2 separate regions of the Mus musculus genome follow, and region 1 is linked to region 2. A link is a loop called in an ENCODE intact Hi-C map of the cell type or tissue named here. Cell type or tissue: heart. All regions are shown on one strand.

Region 1 (8,000 bases), 68 kb after region 2:
TGTAAGTACACTGTAGCTGTCTTCAGACACTCCAGAAGAGGGCGTCAGATCTTGTTACAGATGGTTGTGAGCCACCATGTGGTTGCTGGGATTTGAACTCCGGACCTTCAGAAGAGCAGTCGGGTGCTCTTACCCACTGAGCCATCTCACCAGCCCAGAAATGGGATTTTATTTGCTTTCTGGCACTGGGTTAGAACCCAAAGGCTTGTGTGTGTGTCAGATAAGCACTCTGCTATTGACCTACAGCCTCAGCTCAACCTCACCTTAAACATATTATCTTTAATTATGTGTGTGAATATGTATGTGCATATGTGTATATCTGTGTGCCCAGCAATCCTCTTGTCTCTACCCTCCCACCCCACCCCACCTCACTGCTCTACCCACTCACACACACAGAGCTAGAGTTATAGGCATGGTTGTGGCCACATCTAGCTTCTTGCATGCTGGGGATTTGAACTCAGGTCCTTGTGATCACACAGCAAGCACTCTGACACACTGGGCCATTTCCTAGCCCGACCTCCCTTCTCAAGCAGCACATAGCAGCGTTGTCCTTGCCTTAGACAATACCACAATTCACTCTCAAGCCATCAGGCCTTGGCTATACAGGCAGAGGCTGCCCTGGTCCCTTGCTGTTTTGAATATGACAGCAGTGGGCATTCGGCTTCCCTGCCCCACCCCCACCTGGGCCTTCTGGAGGTGAATTCACAAACCATCAGGGTTCACCCCTAAAACAACAAGTCGACAAAGATAAATTCTCAGGAAAGGGGTAATGTTACTCCATTTGCAAACTGAAGCTGTCCTGCAGGGCTCCTTTCAGTGGGCTCAAGCCCTCAGATCTTCCTCAGGAGCGAGCGCTAGGACCCAAAGGCAAGAAAACAAATGCCCATTGCAAGAAGGAAAAATGGAGGCACCATCACCCAGCCTCACAAAGATGGCGTGATAACAATGACATTCAGAGCCCTTCCCCGCCAGGCTGAGAAGTCCCATGCCCTCCCCTCTCCTGCTCCTCCTTCAGAGCCTAAGGTTTCTCTGAGACAAGAAAGCATGCGACAGTACTTACGGAACAAGAAACTTCCTCCATGTTTGCCATCTATGCTCACATCACCCCATCATTTAGAGAGAAGGAAACTGAGGCCAGAGACGTTAAGGTTTGCCCCAGGTCACAACACACAACCAAGGTGGGCAGCTGACAGAGCAGGACACAGCACAGGACTCTGATCCCAGGAACTCTGCTCAACACTCTGGCTACACTGCCCCCCTGGACTTAAGAGTTGGACTTTGGAGGCACGTGATCCAGGCTAAAAGGGAGGTAGAGCTGGAACCTCCTCCAAGCAAGGACATATGCTAGTGAGCCATATTCACACTCACGGGCTTGTGGCTGCCACTCTGCGCAAAGCTACTAGTCTCTGAAGGATGTGGGGGAAGTGAGGGGATGGGCTCACAGCTACCCACGGTGCCTCTACAGGCCCCCGTGCCGTGGGCAACAAGAAATACAGAGGACACAGATACAACTTCCAAAGGGGACTCAGGGACAATGCTCTCTGCCAGTAAGTCTTCTATTTGCTAAGACATAAAGCACAGGCTGTGACGACCAGTTTGTTTTGGAGTTGGGGCCCAGGCTAGAGTCCCATGTGACCACTGCCCAGCCCTGGTGTCTACATCTAGAGATAAGGATCTAGGACGTAGATCCTCTGTATTTTCCTGAGCTATACAGGCTCTGGAAGCTTCCTAGATGGGAGCTGGAGCCCAGGTGATTGTGCTGTGAGACAGGGCCAAGCTAGGCTTTCCCTGTGGCCGGCTCTCTTGAAGGGGAAGACATAGCATCTTAAAGTAGCTAGGCAAGGACAGAGGCCAGCCATTCCAGAACCTTTCTACATTTCTTTTCCTCTCTTCTTTTTCTCCTCCTCCTCCTATACCTCTTCCTCTTCCTCCTCCTCCTCCTTCTTTTTCTTCTTCTTCTCTTCTCCTCCTCCTCCTTCTTTTTGATTTTTTTGCTTGGTGGTTTGTTTAGAGACAAGGTCTCTTACAGCTAGACCAGGCTAGCCCTCAAGCTGTGTAGCTGAGGCTGACTCGGAGCTTCTGACCCTTCCACACTCACCTCCCGAGGGCTGGGATCACAGATGTGCACTGTAATGACCAGTTTATGCGATGCTGAAGGCTGAGCCCAGGGCTTTGTGCAAGTCTGGCAAGCACTGTGTACGGAGCCCTGTCCTCAGCACCCCTGGCTATATTTTGCAAGAGCAGTGCCAGGAGGGCAGAGCCAGGATAAAACCGTGATGGGCCAGTGAATACGGCAGGGAGTTCTTCCTCCCCTCAGCCCCTGTGCAGTGAGCACTGGGGAGGGAACGACAAAGAAGCTGGGTGGTGGTGTTGCACACCTTTAATCCCAGAACTAAGGAGGAAGAGGGAGGTAGATCTGTGAGTTCAAGGCCAGCCTGGTCTACAGAGTGAGTTCTAGGACAGCCAGGGCTACACAGAGAAACCCTGTCTCGAAAAAACAAAAGGGAAAAAGAAAGAGAGGGGCCTTGGAGGAAAGAAAAGAAAAGAGAAAAAGCAGCCACACAGTGAAAACCATCCACTTTCTTTCTGACACTAAGGTTGGAACCCAGGCTCAGGACTACAGGATCACAGAACACACCCTCAGCCAATCTACTGCCATTTTCTTCTTGTTACTACTTAAGACGGAATCCTATGTAGCCCAGGTTGGCCTCAAATTTACTATGTAGCTTAGGATGACCTTAAAATTCCAATCCTCCTACATTCGCCTGCCAAGACCCTCAGCACATCCTCAGAATTAGAAATGGACTCCAATGTGGCGCTGCTGCTAACCAGCTGTGGAAACCAAGTCCAAGGAAAGGGACGGACCTTCCCCTGTGGGCACAGCATAAGCCAGGCAGTGACTGTAAAGGCCATGGCTCAAAGCAGAAATCTAAATCTAGGTATTCCTGAGCATAAATCCCAGTTCTGGCCGTGCTACCCAAAGCAGGGAACACCTTTCCGGAGCAGAAAGAGGTCCTAATCTAAGTAAGAAGAAGAATTGGACAAGGAACAGCCCCATAGCCAGCATGGCCACCATTAAAATCAAAATACTGACCACGTGACATTCTGGTTGTATGATTATAGATTTGCTCCTCTTGTGGACATCTTTTAAAAATAAGCCTGACAGGCAGGTGGACCCCAGAGCTGCTCCTTTTCACATCACACTGTTCTTTGGGGTGACCCGCAGGGTACAAGGCAGAAAGCCTGGGCTCAGGGTGGGGGGAGCGTATAGGCCTATGGTGTATATAGGCCGTGTGGAGTTCAGTGACCGTCAGACCCCAGAGAGGAAGCATCCAGCAGCCTCACAGAGGCTCACTTTGACATGTCTTCCCTCCCAGCTAGTAACTCAGTCAGCTGGCCTGTGGGTTTCCCTGGGGTTTCCCCTCCCTCTGGATTTGAACCCTAAATACAGGTTGGTGGTGGTAGTGGCAGGTCTCACGAGTTAAACTCAGTTCCTAGGCACTGGCCTATATGTGAGGAACTCTCTGAGCGGTTCTCATCCCACTTCCTCCCTCGTGCACCCCAGGAAACACTCCCTGGGGGACTCAGACTTCAGGAAGGACTGGGAGTGAAGCCAGACACTGACAACAGTGGGGGGTGGTCCTAGGGAGGGGAGGGGGCAGAGTCCAGCTGCACTGACTACACCAGACAGCTTCTGGCCACCCTTAAATGACACAGGAAGCAGGCTGTGGCCCAGCCACCAGGCTGAGGAACTCCAGCCTCAGAGGCAGCAAGCGTGTCTGGCTTCTGGGTGCCAGAAAAACAAACAAACAAACAAACAAACAACAAAGCCTGGCTTCTGGATGCCAGAAAAACAAACAAACAAACAACAAAGCCAGTGGAGGTGGAGACCGGAAGGGCGGGTAGCAAGGAGCTAGGGCTGGGGCCACTGTCCTCAAGTGTCTCTAGCTTCCAGCTCTCATCAGATAGGTACTTGGCTAACTGGTCTCCCACCTCAGGAACCCCAGTGACTCTCCCACAGCTTGACAACGCTGGTCAGCTGCTTCCTCATCCAGGCCCTAAACAAGGCCCTCCCACATTAGCCCTTACCTGTCCCCTCCAGTCTCAGGTCTCAGTGGCTCTTGGCCTGTCCTGGAATTCCGCTGCCCGTGACAGCAGGGACCCGATTCAGACCTCTGGGCCTTGGTTCAGATGGTTTGTTCTCTCCAGATGGAATCCTCTCTCAATCGGCAAACTCCTACTAAACCTTCAAAACCCCACTCCCACTTTCTCCATTGAGACCCTTCCTTTGATTCACATAGTAGCTTCTGGGCCCTGGCTGCGGAGCTTTCTAAAAAAGACACATGGAGGTTCTGACTTGGGGTGTGGCCACTCCTAAGCCAAGAGGTTATTTTCGAAACAGCACAGGACACACACAAGGTTGGTGACACAGCCCCTATTACAGGGGTCTTGCTCACTAGACCAGAAGCTCTGGGACACACTGGCTGCACTTCATCTCCAGGAAGGGTGGTCAGAGTGTGGCCTAGAGCAAGTGCCTAACAGCTGCCCAACTAAATACAGAGCATGTCCCCGCTTGGGGGTAAGGGCACAGAGCTGGGGCAGCTGTAGGGACAGGCTTCAGGTAGAAGGAGGGAAGCATGCACTAAAATCCTTTCACAGGGACTCTGCCCCAAGGGTTCCATGCAGGAAATGGGCCTGAGTCCCAGCCGGGAAGGGGCACCAGGGCTACCTTGCAAAGTCCAGCCCTTGGAATTCCTCGGCACCAAGGGCCGCCTGGTGGAGAGTCCACGCAGGGATGGCTCACGAAGAAACTGGGCAGAGAGCAATCAAGAGGCACTTGAGTGATCACGGTCTGGACCTGGCCTCAGCGTAAGAGGATTGGGATGGCAGTGGGGGGGGGGGGACCACTTCAGTTCTTCATAAATGCCCTAACGGGGAGATTTTGTTTCACAGGTGGCTCTTACAGCTCAGGACCAGCCAAGGGGCAGAAAGGAAGCCAATCCCAAAGTCGCCAGTCGCTATCTGAATTCCTTCCTTCCCAGAACCAGACTGAGAGGAGCGAGGGACGTCCCTGAGGTCTTCAGGCCACTGAGCTTGGAGGCACAGGAAGAGAAGGCAGGGCTGTCCCTCAGCTGCTGCCTCTGGAGGAAGGGACGTGCTGGAGAGAGAGAGAGAGAGAGAGAGAGAGAGAGAGAGAGAGAGAGAGAGAGAGAGAGAGAGAGAGAGCGAGCGAGCTCCAGGCGGCAGAGTAAACCAAAGAGACAGCGGAGGGCTCTGGCTCCTCCCCTCTGAGCCTGCAGACACTGAGCCCCTAGACATTGGGTCATTCAGGCCCCTGTCTCTTCTTAAACTTCCTTTCTTTGCAGGGAACAGGGAGGGAATCTCTCCTCCCTGGAGTGGGCGAGGCTTGGTCAATGGAGGCTACCTAGGAACAAAGGATCCCTTGTCCCCAGCTCAGGGTAGGTGCCCGACCCACCCCAAACGAGCTCCTAGGCCAGCCCCTGGTCAATGAAGGAAGGGTGAGGGGCACCGCCCCCTGGGCCTCTGTGGGAAGGAGCCACCCCACAGGCAGGCCAGAGGGGACTCTGGGGTCTGTTGCCCTGGAAACCAGAGCCCTTTGGAGAAGCTGCTGGCTGGAGAAGAAGCTGGCTGTCACCAGACTCAGACTCCCTCCCCCTCCCAGTCCCAGACACATTAACCCTGCTGTCCCCAGGGTCCAGCCAGGCTGGAGTGCGTATGAAAGCCTCCTCCAGTCCAGCAGCTATACTGTTCCAGCTTCTTCTCTGGGGATCCTGGACTCCCAGACACATCCCAAACTGTGACCCAGAGAGCAGAGATGAGTGACCTTGAGACATAGGCTTGTCCCCATCACTGCCTTGGGCCAAGTCAGCTTCCCTACCTGGAAAAGGAAGCCACTTCCCAGGGGACAAGTGCCAGGCTAAGAGGGAGTTCTGCCACCCTTATTTCTGAGAGCAGGGAAGTCGTGGCATAATGAAGTGACTGAGTTAGCATCATTGGGAGCTTGAGATGGGGACAATGGTCCAGACAGGCAGGGGAAGGGTGGTGGGCTAGAGCCAAGGGATCAACGGAGGGCATCTTAAGGGGACTCTGGGATACGGTGGGAGATGCACAGACACAAGTCCCATGACATCCAGCCTCAAATGTCAGAAGCATCCAAAGTCCATGTGTGGCCTCAACACATGTTGGCCATGTCCCCAGGACTCCAATTCACATGCCCTGACCTCCACAGGGTTAATCTCACCCCTCTTTCCTTGCATCCCAAATCTCTCACCCCTATGCCATTCAGTAAGCACTTTCATGAGCACAGTGCCCACTTCCTGCTAGCCTGGCTGCCAGAGGAACCCAGCTACCAGTCCTCAGGTGGCAGGCACTGGGTGCAGGTACAGGCCCTACATCATGGTAGGAATGACCCTGCCCATTCTGACAGGTGGGTCCCTGGACAGGATAGATGGGTATTGCAACCCACCTCCAAGAAGATGCTGTATGGAGCGCTCTGGGGCAGAGGATCCTTGGAGCTCACTGTGTCCAAGCTGAGCTAACTCCCCTGCGTGAGTGAAGTGGGTGCGTGCACGCTGAGCACCTGAGGCTCCCATGGTTGGGGTGAGGGATGAACTTGGCCTGGGACCTGACCAGAGCTCACCAAGGGATCTCACACTAAGAGGCCACACTGCTTCGGGCTCAGCACACACTCAGGTGGGCGCTAAGCTGCACACCATCACCTCCCTCCATGCCCACAGAGCTTCCCACCATAGTCCAATGGCACCCTATCCAGCAGGGCAGCAAGGGCTACAGTGTGACCTAGTACAAGGTAACCCTCTCTGAGGCCCCTCCCTGTGACCTCCAGTCCTCCAGATCAGGCGGATCATGCAGAGATGTCTGCAGGCTAAGAATTCAGGTCAGGAATGTGCTAGGGTTCAGTAGGTGACAGTGCTGGCCCTGCAGGCCCGACAGCCTCCGGTCAGTCCCTGGAAGGCACACAGTCAATGCAGCAACACACCCCTGTGATCGCAGCAAGACAGAGGCAGGGACAGGAGAATCGCACAGAAGCCAATGCACCAGTTATGCTGCGGTGTGCAGAGCTACCGCAGGTAGAAAAGACCCTGTCTCAAGAAGGTAAAAGGAGAAAAGTGAGCTCCCAAAGTTGTCCTCTGACCTTAAACACACCACACATCACACATACACACATACACCACACACATGAAACATATACACATACCACACACACCATACATACACACCACACACATACACACCATACACACCACACACATATACTATACCACACATACCATACATACACCACACACACACCACACACAATCATACACATACATACCACATACACCACACACATATCACATACACCATACACACACCATATACACACCACATATGCACAATCACACCACACCTCATACACACATATTACACACATACCATACACACCACAACACACACATACACACACACACACACACAAACACACACACACACACACACACACACACACACGAATGAAACCCTGAGGGCCTCTTCAGCAGCAGCACCTGCCTGGCCTGTCATTGCCTTCACAGCATGTGACAATGCATGTTGATGGACAGTGCGTGATACCAGAGTGAGGTAAAACTTGAGGTGCCGAAGGAAGACTGTGTAGTCTGGAGCAGAGCCTCTCCCTGGGTCAATGCTGAGGTCAGCAGCACACATCTTAGCTCACCTTCACGGCTATGTGACTGCCCACCTTAAAAACACAGAGACATGCCAGGCAGGGTGATTCCAGCCTGTAACCCAGCACTTAGGAGGCAGGGACAGGGTCACCATGAATTGGAAGCTAGACCGGTAGGTATACCTTGAAAGTTACAGGCCAGCCAGGGCTACTTATCAGACCTTGTTTTGTCTTGTCTTGTCTTGTCTTGTCTTGTCTTGTCTTGTCTTGTCTTGTTTCGTTTCATTTCGTTTGTTTTTTTGAGACAGGGTTTCTC
Region 2 (8,000 bases):
GGGCCTCCCTGAACTTGCTAACTGTATAGCCCCCATTTCCCCCATGCCTACTGTGTCTCTTCTCTATATTCCCCTCGATTCCCTTCTGCGTGCTGAGGTCCTGCCTGTCTTTGTCCACTAGACTGAAGGCCGCATGAGGCGGGGACCTCGTACGTCCCGGTCACCACTGCACACCCAGTTCTAGCATTCAATAGGTGCTCAGGGATGACCCGTGAACAGACAGATGAATGGAGGAATGAACGATGAACTTACATCGCCAAGGTGCTCTGTCAGCTCTTAGCGCCCCAGTCTACAGCCCAGCCCGCACGGCTCCTGCGACTATTTATCTGTGCTGGGTCCCACGCTCGCTCGCCCGTCCCAGAGCTCAGGGTCCTCATCTGCTTGGGAGAGGATAGACAACGGTTGCTCCAGATGGAGGGGCGGGCTCTGCCAGGACATAAGGGACAAGTGACGGCTGTGGGGGCGAGCTTCCTGGTGGTTAATACCATGGAGACTGTCATCAGGTGAAACCAACCCCTTACTGACTGTCATTTTGGCTGGGCCTTCGTCTCCTGTGAAATGCCGTTCTAACCACTATTATAAGAAGTAAAGCTAACACGAAAAGAATGCAGTGGGCAAGTAAGAGGGTATGAGTGTCACAGAGCATGCCAGGATGAGGGCAGTCCCACCAAAGCAGCCCTTTGGCCTGGTGGCGTCGGGCACAGTCCAAAGTCAAGACTTCAACAGATGAGGTTGCTAGTATCCACTATCACAAAATAATGGAATTTTCCACCCCGTGACCCATGCTGGTCATTCTCACACAGACCTCGTTCGTTCCGCGGAAAAGCTAGCTCACAGAACAAGAACAAATGGCTTGGCCCCCTGGGTCTCTAAGCTGGACTGAGACACTGGGCATGCCTTTCCAGCTGTGACAACTCTACCTAGACACTGGTTCTCCCAGGCTAGGCAGGGCCTCCACAGCTACCACACGCCGGGTCCACTCACCTGCAGACTGAGGGTCCGGGAGGAGAAAGCGGGGACGCAGCAGGCCAGGATGGGGCACCAGAACGGGGCTTTGCTTTTCTTGTCCTCATCGGGACACAGCCATCCTGGCTGGTTCTCCTCCCCTGCAGCAAGAGGAAATGGGTATATGAAACTAGTCAGGGTGTGAGCCCTAGCAATAGCGACTGGCCCTCAGCCCTGGGAGTCATCGCAGACCCCAGCAGGCTAGGTCCCACAGTGACCTCATTGCTCTGATCAGTCCCCCACCCCACATGCTGCTTGGTCGGAAATGAAGCTGAGCATCGGGCTATGAACTGGTCTATGGACCACGGGCAGAGGATCTGGGAAACCCAAGGGCAGAGTCCCAGCCTGACCCTACCATGGATCAACCTGTGCAGACATTCCAACCCCCTGAGTCTCAATTCCTTTGCCAGTGAAAGGGTGAGTGGGCTGGGGAGACGGTCAGTAGGTAAAGCGCTCACTGTGCAAGCATGAGGGGCTGAGTTCAAATCTTCAGCACCCCTGTGATAGTGAGTACCTGTAACCCCGGTGACAGCAGGTATAGACAGACAGACCTTAGGGGCTCAATGGCCATCTGGTCTAGCCGTGAGCGGGGTGGGGATGAGATTTAAGGCTAGATCTAGATGTATGTTGTGGCTCCATCTATGGAGCATTTGCCTAGCATGCAAGAGTTCCTGGGTTCTATCCCCAGCATGGAACGAATCAGGTGTGGTGCACACACCCATAGTCCAGCCCTCAGAAGTGGAGGCAGGAGCATCAGAAGTTCAAGGTCACCCTCAGCTCCACAGCGAGTTCCAGGCCGGGACTGGACCAGGTGAGACCTGTCCACTGAGTGGAATGGGAGCCTTTGGAGAAGGCTAAGCAAAGGTTCCTGTGTCCAAGAACTGAGTCAGACGCTGTGGCTTTGGACTTAACAGTTGCTGGTACGGGCAGATCCACACCAGCAGACAGTGCTTTCTCATTTGATGGGGAGGCTCTGCTCAAAGGCAGCCTCCTCTGAGACGCCCTTCCCGACCACTCTGGCTATGACAGCCCCTCTGAATGTCACCGAAGCCTGTCCTGTTTCCCTTGGTGTCTGTATGCCCGTCTGAATCAGTGTCAGCTACAGACACAGTTGTGACTTGTCACCACAGGTCCTTCGGTCGTAAGCTGTGAGCCGGGGTCTGGGTTACGACATACACCACTAACCCTGCAGCAGCGTCCGGCATAGACTAAGAGTTCAGAACACACAGGCTCAAAGAATGAATGGCAAGGGGACTGGAGAGATGGCTCAGAGTCTGAGAGCCCTGGCTGCTCTTCCAGAGGACCCAGGTTTGATTCTCAGGACCCACAGATGGCTCACAACTGTCTATAACTCCAGGCCCAAGGGATCCAAACAAGGCACAAACATGAACAGACATTTCACGCAGACAAATACTAATATACATAAAAAAATTTTAATATTTTCATGAATGAATGAGAGGAAGGGGCAGAAAGAAACTAATATCAGCCCCAGAAATTCTGCCTACTAAGAAGCCTTCCTTTCTTATACACCAGACCACAGCAGCCAGTGTGACACGTGTGTGTGTGTGTGTGTGTGTGTGTGTGTGTGTGTGTGTGTGCCCCTGTATCAGGAAGCACCAAGGTGTGATGGTTAACACCGAGTGCAACTTAACAGTCTCTTAAATCACCATGGAGACAAATCTGTGAGGGAGTTTCTAGCCTGGGTTAACTGAGGAGGGAAGGCCCACCCTGAACGTGGGCGGCACCATCCCCTAGGCTGGGGTCCTGGGCTGAACAGAAAGGAGACAGTGAGCTGAGCTCCAGCATCCACCTCTCTATGCTTCCTGGCTGCAGATGTGATGTGACCGGCTGCCTCAAGGCCCTGCCTTCACGCCTTCCTTTCCTTCCATGGTGGAATGTACCCCTAAACCTATGATCCCCCCTAAAAACAAAAACAAAAAACCTGGCCAGCATTCACAGTAATAAAATGTGGATAAAGTGCTCATCACCATAGAGGTGACACTGAGGGACTAGGAAGCAAAACTAGGTCCTGACTGGCATGAGGCAGGACCCACATGGGGACTTGGGGCTTCTAGGCTCCAATAACCAAGTTCTTCACACTAAATCTACAAGAACACAAGGCCACACCCCTCCAACATGGCCACACACCCCTCAATACGGCCACACCTACAGGGACACACTTACTCCAACAAGACCTCGCCTGCTCTAACAAGGCCACACCTACTTCAATAAGGCCACGCCTACTCTAACAAGGCCACTCTGAGTCCCAGTGTGCTGTCACAGACCAATGCTAGCTCTGTCCGAAGATGCCAACCTTCAGGGAGCCTACAACTCTGGGGTCATGAAGAGGTCATCAACTGTTGGGACAACAGCCTCCCTAAGGCCCACACTCCTCCTTGGTGGAAAACAGGAAGGCACACTTCTTTTGGATGTGTGACCGGCCCTCCACCCAGCCTCCAGAGCCAGTCCTCCACAGAACCCCATTGCTCCCTATTTGAAAATACCAGTGGTGTCCTGGTTGGCTTGGAGTAAGCCCTAGACTCTTCTAGAAGAGCCACAAGGACCACCCTCCCTCCCAGCCGCATCTCCTGATCACCAGGCTCCACAATTGTCAGCAGTTTCAGCACGCAGCTCTTGATGTCCCTTTACGGGGAACGCTGCCCTGCTACCCCAGCCCGTTCTGCAGGGGGCTCCTCTCCTAACCACATCCCCATTCTCCCTTCTCAACAGTCCCAACCCACCAGAACTGTCACATCCCTCATTACTGCAAGTGTCTCCAGATTGGGGCGACTCAATTTAAGTCCATCCACTTTGCCATGGTGAGAAAGCCGGAGACTAGCCTTGGATTCTGAGCATTGATCTTCCCTGGACTGGCACTAGGTGGCGCCATCTCTCAAGATGCTAGACAGCCAGCCCCAGGTCACCCACCTCAGCACACCAGGCATTTCTGGAGGTTGCCTTTTTGGATCTTGTCACATTTCCCAACCCCCACCTGTGTATGGTTCCCATGCGTGCATGTATGTACGTGTGTCCATGCATCCAAACTTGGTTTGTCCTCATTTCTAAAGATGGCACCCGGGATATTGGGCATGCCCAGGCAAGCATTACAGCCGAGCTCTATCCCAGCTATTTATATACATGGCCTACACACACTTGATTAAGCACACACTTCGATCCTGGGCTAATGGAAATGACCCGGACGTGCTAAAGGTCGGCTGGGCTAAGCTGTGCTGTGTGGGAGGTTAGAGGTTAAATGTGGTTTTCCCTTCAGATGAGCCTATGAGGCACAAGGCATTATAACTGAAGGAACGGGGTTGGCTCTGCTCCTCCACGGGCTTCTCCATTCTGGTGTGCATGCGATGTGGAAGCAGGAGGCTCTCTACCGTGCCGCTGGTCCATGGAGGCCAAAACTATCTATCCATGTGCTTTCTATGCAAACACAACAGTAGCAGCTTTTACGAAAGGCCAAAGAGAAAGGCTGGCCTGTGTAATGATGAACCACTCCTGAGAGAGACCCAGCCCAAACGCCAGCTGGGTCACAGAGACTGGAGTGGTCACATGGGTGACCACCACACTGGAGAAGCTGTAGGCTCCCTATAATGCACAAAGGCTGGCCGGGGACCCCGATGGCTCCCATCCCTGTCTGAAGCCCTCAGCAGTGACAGCATTTCCTAATGGGCCCCAGAAGTGGCCCTTCACACTCTGGGCCCTGGAAACTGTCCCATAAAACCTATATCCCTGTCACGGGAAAGAGGGGAAAAAGCCAGCATGTGAGAGATGTGTCAGGCCAAGCACGACTTCCGCACATGCATACAAGTCGCCCCATCGGGGAACCGCAGTAAAGAAAGTAAGCCATTGGGCTGGATGCACAGTACGCTCAGGCCACGGTGGGAAAAGGCCTGCCCTGCTACCTCTCAGTTAAGGCCCAGCAGTAAATAAACACAACCCAATTTAAGATGCTATCCCTGCCCAGGGAACACTCACAGCCAAAGTCACCATGCCACGCAGGAGACCTGTGACGCTCACCCACCTGACAGCCAGATAGGTGAACGCACAGCACCCACCCCCACAGCTCCCCCCAGCTCCTCCCTCTGTCCCCCTGTTCCCCCCCAGCCTATCAGACCCTGGCATTTCATCACCATATATATTTTTAACGATCTGACCTTCTCCCTCCAGATGGTGCCTTTCTTGTGTGCAACTGAGATTGCTAAATGAAAATGGAGTTGTGGGCTCCCCATCTGTCGCTGCCATTGTCCCTGTCACAAAACCAGAGCGGCTGAGACCCGATGAGGAGGCTGTGGCCACTGAACATGGAAAGTCTACCTGGGGTAGGTGACATTCAGGTGACGCACCAACGGCACAGTGGTGATTTCGACTGACACTAAGTGGAGGCTTATTTAGGGCCGTGTTTGGCAACGCTCATGGTACTCAAGAGCCATTGTGGCACAGGAGGGAGCTCTAGGGATGGAAGCCTTCCCCCTCCCCCCTTACCCCCTCCCCCAGCCTAGGAAGCATCTCCTCAAACCTACTAGAAGCACCCTAGGCACCACCTACCCCAGCCTTCAACACACTGTGTGACAATGAGCTTGTTGCCCCATCTAGAAATCAGGGGACCAAATTCCAGTCATTTGGAGTTGTTGGGGGGAGCCTAGAAAGACCATCAGTGAGGTCTTAACAATTTGAGGAGAGGCTGAGCCACCTCTAGCCCTGCTGTGTGCTCGGCCTCCAGGGTGAGGTCCTCACCATCACGGACCTCTGGTCTCAAAATTCCCACATCCGCGGCCATCTTCAGGGCCTCCTCATCAGCCGGCCTGATACAGGGAGACACTACTAGTCACAGCCAGTCAGGGAGATGCTACCAGTCACAGCCACCAGTCACAGCCAGTCAGGGAGATGTCACCAGTCACAGCCAGTCACCAGGCCAAGCATCCTTCCCCTAAGCCACCCCACCCTGAAACGCTCAATGCTATCCATGGAAGCCAGCTGAAGGCCACAGCTTCCCAGTTGGAGTGTAGGGCTTCGTACCCCTTCCCAGAGAAGAGGGCCACCATATTCAGGAAAAGCTTAGAGCAGTGGTTCTCAACCTGTGGGTCTCAACCCCTTTGAGGAGCGAATGATCTTTTCACAGGGGTCAGCTAAGACCAACGGAAGACAAGATATTTATATTACGATTCATAACCGTGGCAAAATTATAGTTATGGGGAAGCAGCTGAAATGATTTGATGGTTAGGGGCCACCGCAACCCGAGGAACTGCACTGAAGGGTCACGGTACCGGGAAGGTTGGGGTTCTCCTCAGTTCTGCTACACCCCAGTTCTCAAGACTCTCCTGACCCTCACTCACATCCCCAGGCCCCAGGAGAACCATTGGCTTAGGGGGTCCTAGCACAGGGAAGGTTTGCAGAGTTAATGAGATTTAGACCTAGGACACAGTCAGGCTTCCCAGGGCGAAGGTTGCAGGCCTGCATCAGTACTGAGTAGACATGAAGACAGAGAGCTGAAGGCTACACCAGAGAGGAGACACGGGGAGACTCCCAGGTTGTGTGCAGCCTCCTGCCTGAAGCCCCTGAGGCTCCTCCTAGTGTGGGTGTGACAAGGGCCTGCCACACCCAGGCCTTCTCTGGAGAGCAGTCAGGGAAAGGTTCTGGGGCCTGGGGATATGAGGGTCGGGGAGCAGAGTTTTAAGAACTGGGGTGGGGGGTGGCAGCAGAATTCTGAGAGCCCCGACCTTTCCTTCCTTCTCTGGAGCCCTCTGTGTGTACCCATAACCAAGCCTCTATGTATAGAGGCTAGCAGCTGTGATGGGTGGGGCAGAGTCTGGCCCAGCTCTGCACTGCCATGGGAGGCTGAAACTCCTGGGTGCAGGGCTGCCACACACACCCAACGCCCCAGTTCCCTGCACTCCCTGTGGCCTGAAACACCCACATGGTCCCTACTCTCTGATTCCCCCCGAGCTGGGTGCTAACAGCTGGCAGGACAAAGCAGCCTAGAAGCCTTGGAACTATGGACCAGTGTCTTCTAGCTCCAGGTCGCATGGTATAAGGCCTGCCCAGTCACCTGCTGAACCTTCCAGTGTGCCTGAGACCGTACTGCAATAAGCAAGGGTCCTTAGAGATCCAGTCTTGTCACAGATGGGGAAACTGGGGCTCAGGAAGGAGGTCTGCCTTTCCCAGGATCACAGGGTAATGCCAGTGTTTAGAAAGGATCCCCTTCTAGGCCAAAGCTTTCCTGTCCCTCACTCAGTCTTTGGGGGGGCTGCCATCCTGACTCGCTGATGCAGAAGAAAATTAAACACGATAAAGGACTGGCACATCTTTAACATGGTCTTGCTCCTTGCACATCACACACACATACACTCACACATACACACACACACACATGCTTGTACACAAACACACACTCTCACACATACACACACACACATGCTTGTGCACACACACACAAACACACACTCTCACACATACACACAAACACACACATGCTTGTGCATGCTCACACACATATACACACAAACACACATATATGTGCTTGCACACACATACATACACTCACACATATACACACTCACATACACACAAACACACACATGCTCGTGCACACACACATATAAAAACACATATATATGTGTGCACACACACAAACACATACATGCACACACATATGTATACATACATACAATATGCATACACATACATACATACATACATGCACACATACATATACACACATACATATATACAAATACATACACACATAACACATGCACACACATATGCACACACATACATGTACACACATGCGTGCACACGCGCACGCACACATACACACACACACACACACGACACTGCAGATGAGAAACAAAAGCAGCCAAATGAAAAGCACAAGTTATTCAAGCCCTAGGGGACCCAGCATTCAAATATAATTTCAAACGACTCTCCTATTAAGGCTGCTGAAGTGACTATGCGTGGAGATAAGACAGTCCACGGGCTCAGTCAGT

Evidence for each region. A loop is a pair of places that touch in the nucleus more often than their neighbours do. Peaks named below come from ENCODE experiments on the same cell type or tissue, not always from the same donor. Only the 100,000 strongest peaks of a DNase experiment are listed, where the experiment ranks them.
Region 1: a loop joins it to region 2, with 2.0 times the contacts of the local background. A loop is called at or near these places in 6 of 42 quality-filtered maps.

Annotation. Positions count from the first base shown.
Region 1 is chr4:140,619,430-140,627,429 of GRCm38, forward strand. All of the region lies in intron 1 of Arhgef10l (Rho guanine nucleotide exchange factor (GEF) 10-like), which reads right to left. Among named protein-coding and RNA genes, the nearest start is that of Gm42335, 18 kb to the left of the region's middle. In heart, CTCF peaks have their summits at 113 and 4,769; DNase peaks (open chromatin) are centred at 3,582, 5,492, 6,242 and 6,740; H3K4me3 peaks cover 1,693 bases; H3K27ac peaks cover 5,509 bases.
Region 2 is chr4:140,551,544-140,559,543 of GRCm38, forward strand. Arhgef10l (Rho guanine nucleotide exchange factor (GEF) 10-like) reads right to left here. Exons shown (of 29, transcript NM_001290803.1): 22 at 985-1,106. Among named protein-coding and RNA genes, the nearest start is that of Gm42335, 50 kb to the right of the region's middle. In heart, a CTCF peak has its summit at 3,885 (motif pointing right); a DNase peak (open chromatin) is centred at 3,868; H3K27ac peaks cover 169 bases.